Linked DNA regions of Mus musculus: region 1 is linked to region 2. A link is a loop called in an ENCODE intact Hi-C map of the cell type or tissue named here. Cell type or tissue: heart. All regions are shown on one strand. Each heading gives the region's core, and the rest is flanking DNA. Links, peaks and the distances in the headings are about the cores only. Region 1 overlaps Sptbn1 (spectrin beta, non-erythrocytic 1). Region 2 overlaps Sptbn1 (spectrin beta, non-erythrocytic 1).

Evidence for each region. Peaks named below come from ENCODE experiments on the same cell type or tissue, not always from the same donor. Only the 100,000 strongest peaks of a DNase experiment are listed, where the experiment ranks them.
Region 1: a loop joins it to region 2, with 2.0 times the contacts of the local background. A loop is called at or near these places in 2 of 42 quality-filtered maps.

Annotation. Positions count from the first base shown.
Region 1 is chr11:30,207,730-30,212,131 of GRCm38, reverse strand. The region is part of intron 1 of Sptbn1 (spectrin beta, non-erythrocytic 1); the gene reads left to right. Among named protein-coding and RNA genes, the nearest start is that of Sptbn1, 9.8 kb to the left of the region's middle. In heart, for the core only: a CTCF peak has its summit at 784 (motif pointing left); a DNase peak (open chromatin) is centred at 2,411; H3K27ac peaks cover 33 bases.
Region 2 is chr11:30,109,741-30,114,142 of GRCm38, reverse strand. It overlaps Sptbn1 (spectrin beta, non-erythrocytic 1), which reads left to right. Exons shown (of 35, transcript NM_175836.2): 27 at 149-287; 28 at 1,232-1,316; 29 at 3,221-3,417; 30 at 4,163-4,272. Among named protein-coding and RNA genes, the nearest start is that of Eml6, 86 kb to the right of the region's middle. In heart, for the core only: no CTCF peak of the experiment used is centred there; no DNase peak of the experiment used is centred there.

The sequences.
Region 1 (4,402 bases), core at 275-4,274, 98 kb before region 2:
AGGTAGTGGATAAACTTCTACAGGACAGGAACACTGTCTTGTGGGATCATTTTGAGAACTCAAGTGCCGCCTGCCTCTGCCTCTGAGTGCTGGGATTAAAGGTGTGCACTAGCATGCCACACTGAAAGTAAATCTTGTAAAGAGAGAGCTCTGTTTCCCTCCTCAGGGAGGAGTGTTCCATACTGAGAATATTGCCTTAATGCAGGTGGCAGAATAAGAAGTCCCTGTGGGAAACCAGAAGCTTTCAAAGGGCGCGTGTTCTGCTAGCCTCTGGTGACCTTTGCCCTTGTTTGCAGTGGTGCTCAGAGGGCATTTGTGACTCAGTCCTCATTCCAGGAACTGCGATGAAGCACAGGAAAAGAATTTTAGGTTGGAATTTTTAAACATTTTGTTTTCTAGCAGTTCTGGGCAGTTGAGCCCAGGACTTGTATAGCCTCCTTACCAATGAGGCACATACATCAAGCTGTATACCATGACTTTGTTTTTTTAATGAAAACGAATCTGTGTGATCGCCATATTTGGTCTTCTCTGATTGGACTTCTGTTTTAGGTCTATATGCTATACTTAGAGTGATCCTGCATGTTCCTAAATTTGAGAGAAAACGATTTGAGGAAGTATAACAAAAATACTTTAAAGTTTTGGTACATTGATTTTTCTCATTCTAACCCCCAACCAAATAAGTGAGGTTGAGGGAGAGGGACATATCCATGTATAAAAACCCTAGTCAAGCAGGCTAGTTCTTGCTGGAACATGCTGGCCTCTGGTGGGGTAATTTAGCTCTCATGTGCATTCCTCTTTATGACCACAGCTGTCGCTTGGTATCAGAGGATGATAAAAAAGGAATATGAGCAGGCTTCCAGGATTATTTATCATACTTAAAACTCGTGGGTCACTATCACCTTGGAGAATATTTTAGAATAATGCAGAAGTGTTAATAGCAGTCTTTGATAGGGCTATTAATCCTTATTTTACATACTCCAATCAAGATTTTCTGTGGCTGCTTTTGTGCGCTCTAACATGGGTTACCAGTCGTAAGACTCAGAGGCAACCAAAACCCTGGGACCTTTACTTGCCTTTTCCAGCCCTCTTGTAAGTTGCCTTTCTTGGTATTAATATTTTATACGTCTCCAGATAGCCTTAATTTCTGAGGTAGTTAAACCTTGTACCTCTCCCCACAATTGTTAATTTAAAAAAATTATGAGGAAGGTTCTGAGATAGCTTTTGTAGCTCATTTGGGCATCTGTAATGGTTGAGCGTATAAAACCTTTCTCAAGAGAGCTAAGCCCTGCCACTGCTTTAGGAAAGGTTGTACATTGAGAGTTGGCGCTTTCCGTGTATCTTCTTTTTGTGTCTGACTGTCAAACACAGAAGCAAAGCCAGTTTATGGGGGGTAAAGGGGCCCTAGCTGACCTGTTATTTAAAAAAAACAAACAAAAACATTTATTATACCATACATCTGATAGATATGACAGAATGAATTGTAAGCTGTGGAGGGCTGATGTGTTTACCTGGTATGCTCAAGGCCCTGGGGTCTACGTGCTAGCACTGGGGAGAAAAACAAAAACAAACAAACAGAAATACCAATGATTTTTGGCATGAGATAACCTCAGGAGTTAGCAAGCTAACTCTGTTCTGTTACCAAGGTGACTCCCAGCGTCTTCTACTGTTCTGTGTAACAGTGAGGAGTGGATTGTGAGTACATGTTGGTAGGTGACAGTAGCAACCTTTGCTCTTCATGAGAATAATGAAATAAGAAATGATTTATGATGCTTACTCAAGCTCATGGAAATTTTTCTTTTTACTGTTTTATGTATGGTGAGTCAGAAATGCAGGCTCTTTTAGAGTGTTATTAACAAGAACGAGTGTAACTGATTATAAGCACGTGAAATTACAGACTTCTTTCCTGTGCATTGATTTTTGCCATTCACTCTTCCATAATCTTATGATTTTTTTTGATCAGTAAGAATATTGGACCATTGCTTTCTGAGCCTTTAATACCCCAAAATTATCCCTAACAGTATCTGGGTGGGCAAGTCGTAGTATTTCAGAGAAGTTGATGATAGGGTGTCACAAAATGCTCAAAGTGGAGAAAACTAGTCTAACACATGCGAAGGTGTTTCCATATTCCTGTACACACACACACACACACACACACACACACACACACACACACCCATACATACACGTACATTAAAGGAATATACAGTTGCCTCAGTATAATAGGTTACAGTGTCTGAAGTCACAGTTGGTCAGCTTTGGAATATCAGTCTTAGAGATACTGACTGGAAAGTACAGATCTGGAGCAGTTGGGTGAAGGTTGGCTTTGTAGAGTTCACCAGGCCCTGCAGTAACTGGGACTGCTGAGAGGTCGTCACCCCGCAGTGCTGCATGCAAGTATGAGTCAGTAACTCATTTATGAGACCTTTGTTATAAAAATGAGATTTGGCAGGATTCCCAGTCCAGTTCTTATTTCTTAAGGTTGGAAAAACAGGACTTGGAGGGATCGGCTGACGGCTTTGAGAGCACATGTGAGGAGCATGTGATTCTAGGTCTACTGTCAGTGTGTTCCCTCTGTTTTTATTGAAAGTTTATTTTTAATTATTTTTAAAAACTAATAACCAAATGTGTGCACCTTTCATTGATATTAACTGCGAGCACACTGCTGGGTAACAGATGTGTAGAATGTTTTAATCTTGCAAAACTGAGGAACAACTAACTAGACAGTTATTTCATTGCCCCTCCTCCATCCTCCTGACTGTTCCCAGGACTTAGAACATGTTTGTTTTTTATTTAACGTTAAAATTCCAGGATGTTTTATTACAAAGGTGAATGGACCTTGATCCTTGAGATGGGCTTATTGGTAGGATTTCTGGTATCAAACAGGGGCAGGGTATCTTTGATCTCTTTCTTAGAGGCTCATCTACATATTTTTGATAAGCCACCAGGGCTTTAGAAATGGGCTATGGGATGGCATAAATTTGGGTCCCAAGACCACTACTCTTCACATAGACCCGAATATCCACACCAGCAAACTGCTCCTTGCCCAGAAACAGAAGGGCTCCAGGAACATATACCACGCTGAGTGGCTTGATCATCTCCAGGGGACATCAGTTTGCCTTAATAGGCCATTTCCCTTTCGAAGTGCACCACCACTATGGCTGTCTTCTTGGCTCAGACCTGCTCAGACTGCAGTGGACACTTGAATGGCATAGGTGCCACTATGAGCCTATTTTTCTCGTTTTGACTGGCTTTTTGCACTTAACATAATACCTTTAAGGTTCATCCATGTGCTGGTGTGACAGGCTTGTGACATGATTCCATTTTTTAAAGCGGAATAATATTCTAGTGCATGTGTGTATCTCATTCTTCTATTTGTTGTGTATGAATGTTAATGTTTGTGGGTACACATATGGGCATGGGTGTGCATGCACATGGCTGTGCACATGTGTGCACATGTGTGTGGAGGACAGAGATCAACCCTAGATGTTTGTCTTAGTTGGGGAGACATATCCATAACCAAAAGCAGGTTGGGGAGGAAAGGGCTTATTCTGCTTATACTTCTAGATCACAGTCCATCATTGGAGAAGAAAGCACAGTATCTCCAGCAGGGCTGGGACCTGTAGGCAGGAGTTGATGCAGAGGCCATGGAGGGGTGCTGCTTACTGGCTTGCTTACTCTGGCTTGCTCAGTGTGCTTTCTTACAGAACTGAGGACCACAGCCCAGGGATGAAACACCCATAGTGGGCTAGGCCCTCTCGCATTGATCACTAATTGAGAAAATGCCTTACAGCTGGATCTCATGGAAGCATTTCCTCAACTGAAGCTCCTTTATCTCTGATGACTCCAGCTGCGTCAAATTGACAAAACTAGACAGTCCAGTGTAAATCTTCAGGTGCACATACCTTATTTTTTGAGACAAAGTCTTTCACTGGTCTAGAACTTGACAACTAATCTGGTAGAGCTCTGTTGGCCTAAACTCTCCAGTGCTAGGATGACATATCCACACCACTGCTTTGCTTGCTTTTTAATGTAGGCTTTGAGGATTGAACTGAGGTCTCCTGCTTGCAGATTTCGTTTATCTGTTCTTTCATTGATTTATTGGGTTTGTTCCCATTTCTTGACTGCTTTGTTGAATGTTGCAATAAGCAGGATGTGTAAACGTCACATTTGAGCCTCTGTGTTATTTCCCAGACATGGAATTTCTATGCCATGTGGTGGTTCTGGGTTAGAGTTTTGAAGAACTTCATATTGATTTTATGTGCTGAGATTATTTACCTGTCTCCACTAGTTTAAACAAGTTCCAGGTCCCTGAATATCCTTTACGGAAACTTTTATAAGATGGTTAAAAAAGGGTATAAAGGGAGGCTACGGTGTAGACCAGTGCTTTCCTGGCATGCCCAAA
Region 2 (4,402 bases), core at 121-4,120:
AGATTTAGTGATTTGGCCTGAGTTTGGGCTGCAAATAAGCCCTAAAAAAGACAATTAAGCTGTCAGTTTCCTTCAAATTACGAGTTTTAAAACCTACATGTTTATTTGAAAAGCTCCATCTCTTAAAGGTGATGTTACTTTCTTATAGGGATGTGTCATCTGTTGAACTGTTAATGAATAATCATCAAGGTATCAAAGCTGAAATTGATGCTCGTAATGACAGCTTTACAGCCTGCATTGAGCTTGGGAAATCCCTGCTGGCACGGAAACACTATGCTTCTGAGGAGGTAGGATGCTGCTTTGGGACCTGGTGTGAACTCAGCCAGTGTTGGCATGTAAAAGGATTTTATTTTGCAACTGTGTCTTTGAAGCCTCCCACAATCTACAAGGATTGATTCCAGGACTTCTGTGAACACTAGAATCCATAGATGGCTAGATACCATATGTGAAATGACATAGGGCTTATTCATAACTTTAGAACATCTCTGGACCCTGTGTAATACCTAACACAGGGTAAATCACTGCTGTACTATAGTAAGGAATGACAAAAGCCAAGTCTACGTGTTCAGTGTAGTTTCAGTTTTTCTAATATTTTCATTCTGTGTATTTGTGTGCTTGAGCACAAGGCCTACTTTAACAGGGCCTACAATACACGTGCAAGTGAGTACGCTTCTTTACATCATTTTGAAGCATATTCTGTCTGCCTAGAAAAACTGTTACATACAACTGTAGACCCAAAACTGGTAATTGTTTGTCCAGAGATAATTTTTGAGGGGTCCAGGTATAAAAACAGCCTGTGAACTCATCAGTGGGATGGCTCTGGCTATCACTCAACTCTGCGTTGCATTTGGCTGATGGCTGCAGCTCTGGTCAGAACGATGGCACTGATGTCTTTTTTGTAGCATCCTTCACAGGAATGGATGTCTCTCAGAAAAGCCAAGGCTTTGTCGGTATTACTGTCCTTCTCTTCATAAACGTTAACTGTTTCAGGAAGCCCCAGAGTCTATCGAAATAGCACACAGTTTGCTACATCAGCACAGGCAGCTTTGAATAGAACTCCCACCCCTTCTGGAAAACTAGCCATGTTTTTCTCTCCAGGCTCAAGACATGAAATAATACATTTAAGCTGATACTTAGCAGCTTAGGGGAAAATAGATTTTCTTGTACCAAGTGCTCATCCGGGACAGACACAAGGTTGCAGTGTTTTATTAAGGCCCTTGTTTTTGTGCAGATCAAGGAAAAGTTACTGCAGCTGACAGAGAAAAGAAAAGAAATGATTGACAAGTGGGAAGACCGGTGGGAGTGGTTAAGACTGAGTAAGGACATGCGTTCTTCATTTGCTTTTCTGTTCTTTCTGTGTATCCAAGGAAATACATGCGTATACAAGTCTGCTTTAACTAATGTTATGTTATTACTTAATGATTCTGAAGTTTTAAATGTTTCTTTCTCAGTGTATTCATGCTGAATATTGTTTTTTAAGAAGGTGGAAAGTGAGTTCCAGGATAGCCAGGGCTGTAGAGAGAAACCCTGTCTCAAAAAACCAAAAAAAAAGAAGAAGAAGAAGAAAAAGTTCTTGGGGCTGGCTGAAGAGATGGCTCAGCAGTTAGGAGCACTTACTGCTCTTCCAAAGGCCCTGAGTTTGGGTCCCAGCACCCAAGTCAGAGGCTCACCTCCTGCCCAGCTCCAGCTCCAGAGCATCTCAAAATCTCTAGCTTCTGTGTGCACCTGTACTCAGATGAGTGTATGTGCACACACACGCACACAAAATAAAAGTATGCAGGGTGTAAGGGTGTACACCTTTAATCACTCGAGTCAGAGGAATACGGTTCTCTGTGACATCAAGGCTAGCCTAGTTTACATAGCAAGATATGAGAACAGACAGGAATATGAAGAGAGTGTCTCTAAAAAACAAAAATAAAATAATAAAAATAATCACTTTTCCCCTTCCTCTCCCTCTCCCCCTCCCTCTCTCCCCTCTCTCCCCCCTCTCCCCATCTTCTCTTTCCCTTTCCTCTCTCCCTTCCCTCTCTGTGTAATCCCAGTTTACCTGGAACTATGAGCCCTCACTGGATTTAAAATGTATTTAAGAATAGTACCTCATGGTTGATTTGAACATTAAAAGTAGTTCAATTCAAGCTTTTTTTATTTTAATCTATATTATAACAAGCTGTGTTGATACTTTAGACTCTGTCTTGTATTCTAGCCTCATTCCTATATATTGTAGACTCTTAGTAAAAACTAAAGTTGTGTAAAAAACCCAATTGGGCCCAGAGCCCTCTAATGTTCAATTTGGGGCCATTCTGTTATTGAGGATTTCATTTGCAGATTTTGAAAACTCTGGGGCAGTTTCATTCTGTGAGGCAAAACCTGTGTCGTACCTGCTGTGAACTGGATACCAGGCTACAATCTGGGTTACAGTGATGATTTGCCTGCTACCTACCTTAAAGAATTGACAGTTGCCTAGTTTCTTGTCAATTGATAAGTTGTGGGGTCCATCGTAATCTCAAAGTGAGATGGCTGGCCTGTTCTTGGCTCAGTGATAGTCCACACAGTAGGTTCTTATCCAACTGGCCCCAGACTCTGCTGAGTGAGATGCTGAATGTGCGCTGGCAGTCTAGCTAAGCCAGGTTCTAATCCACTTCCTCATAACTGCATCAGGTGGAGAGCTTTTCCTCACATGGAGGACAAGGACCCTGTCTTCCCCCTTTGTTAGTATTCCTACCCTCTCAATCCCCCAAGAGAAAACTGGATTTCAACCTAATACAAGCTTCTATGTGGGTTCCTGCCTCACCTGCATAGTCTGGCATGAATAGGTTGTGTGTCCTGTGAGGGCTCAGAGATCTGATCTCTTAGAATTAGGGCCATATGACCAGAGTAAATTCTAGACCTGTATAGTCCACCTGAGAGCCACTGTCCACATATGAGTCTTGGAAAATAGAAATCATCTTAATTTTTGTAGTATGTACTTATAAATTTTAACCTGTATTCTTATTTGGTAAACAAAAAAAGTGTTGTGTTAAAATAGTATTCTTTTAATATATTAAGTTAAATCAAAATCCAGTTAAAGTAATTACCCCTATTCTTGCGATGTTCTTGCCTGTGTGGCTCACAGTGTTTACATTTGATGGCATTTGGTATTATAAATGATAAGATGGCTATGCTTAGAGCAGTGCCATTGTGTGGCCCTGTGACAGACACTCACTCTTGATACCCTCTGCAGTTTTGGAGGTCCATCAGTTCTCAAGGGATGCCAGTGTGGCAGAGGCTTGGCTGCTTGGACAGGAACCATACCTATCCAGCCGTGAAATTGGCCAGAGTGTAGACGAAGTGGAGAAGCTTATTAAGCGCCATGAGGCGTTTGAAAAGTCTGCAGCGACCTGGGATGAGAGATTCTCTGCTCTGGAAAGGCTGACAACGGTAAGTGTCTAAGCATGTCCGGCATAGTACTTCACCTATTTTTGTGAATTTTAGGAATCACATGGACACCAGATCATATCTTGACCTTGGATTACTATTAAATCATCGCCATTCCAGATAATGCCTCTCTCTGCCAGCCAAAGCTTTACTGCAGAGCTTGGGCACTGGTCTTTCTTCTTCTTCCGAAACTTTTATTCTCATAGAAAATGGACTCTTGCTGTCAGTACTTCCGGGGTGGGGGAAGGGAGTATGACTATGTATTAAAACAATTCTTTTACAATATATGAACTGCTCATGGACTGGATTTGTTTCAGGAAGACTACTCTGTGGCTTTAATTATTTTTCCCTGTTTCTCTACTACAATACAGATGGCTTCCTTGAACATTTTTGTGAGCCCATGGTAGGTTTTTATTGAGACTTCATGGAAAGTCTGACTTAAACCCCCCAGCAACTTTTCCCTCTCAACAAAGTTAAGAAGATGCAGAGTTAATTTTGAAATCTCTATTCCCAGAGGAAAATGAACCAGCCAAAGGATTTCCCAGCAAGGGGTAGACAGCTGTCCATTCCCTACAGTTTTAGCTTGTAGCTATGGTGCTCATGGACATAATGCCATTGTATTTGGAGTGTTGACCTTTGAGGTTGTCCAGTATGAACCATTGTAGAAAAAGTCTCCTGGGTTTCTAGAACGTTTTTCTAAAGCAGCAAAAGTCTTAGCCTTGATAAACAGCAAGCTGTTCTCCTGTAGTTGGAGCTACTGGAAGTGCGCAGACAGCAAGAGGAAGAAGAAAGAAAGAGGCGGCCACCTTCTCCGGACCCAAACACGAAGGTTTCAGAGGAGGCTGAGTCCCAGCAATGGTGAGGCACTGGAAGCATAAGAGGCTAAAACTTAGCTGGTGTGGTGGTGCAGCCCTTTAATCCCAGCACTCAGGGGGCAGAGGCAGGCGGATTTCTGAGTTCGAGGCCAGCCTGGTCTACAAAGTGAGTT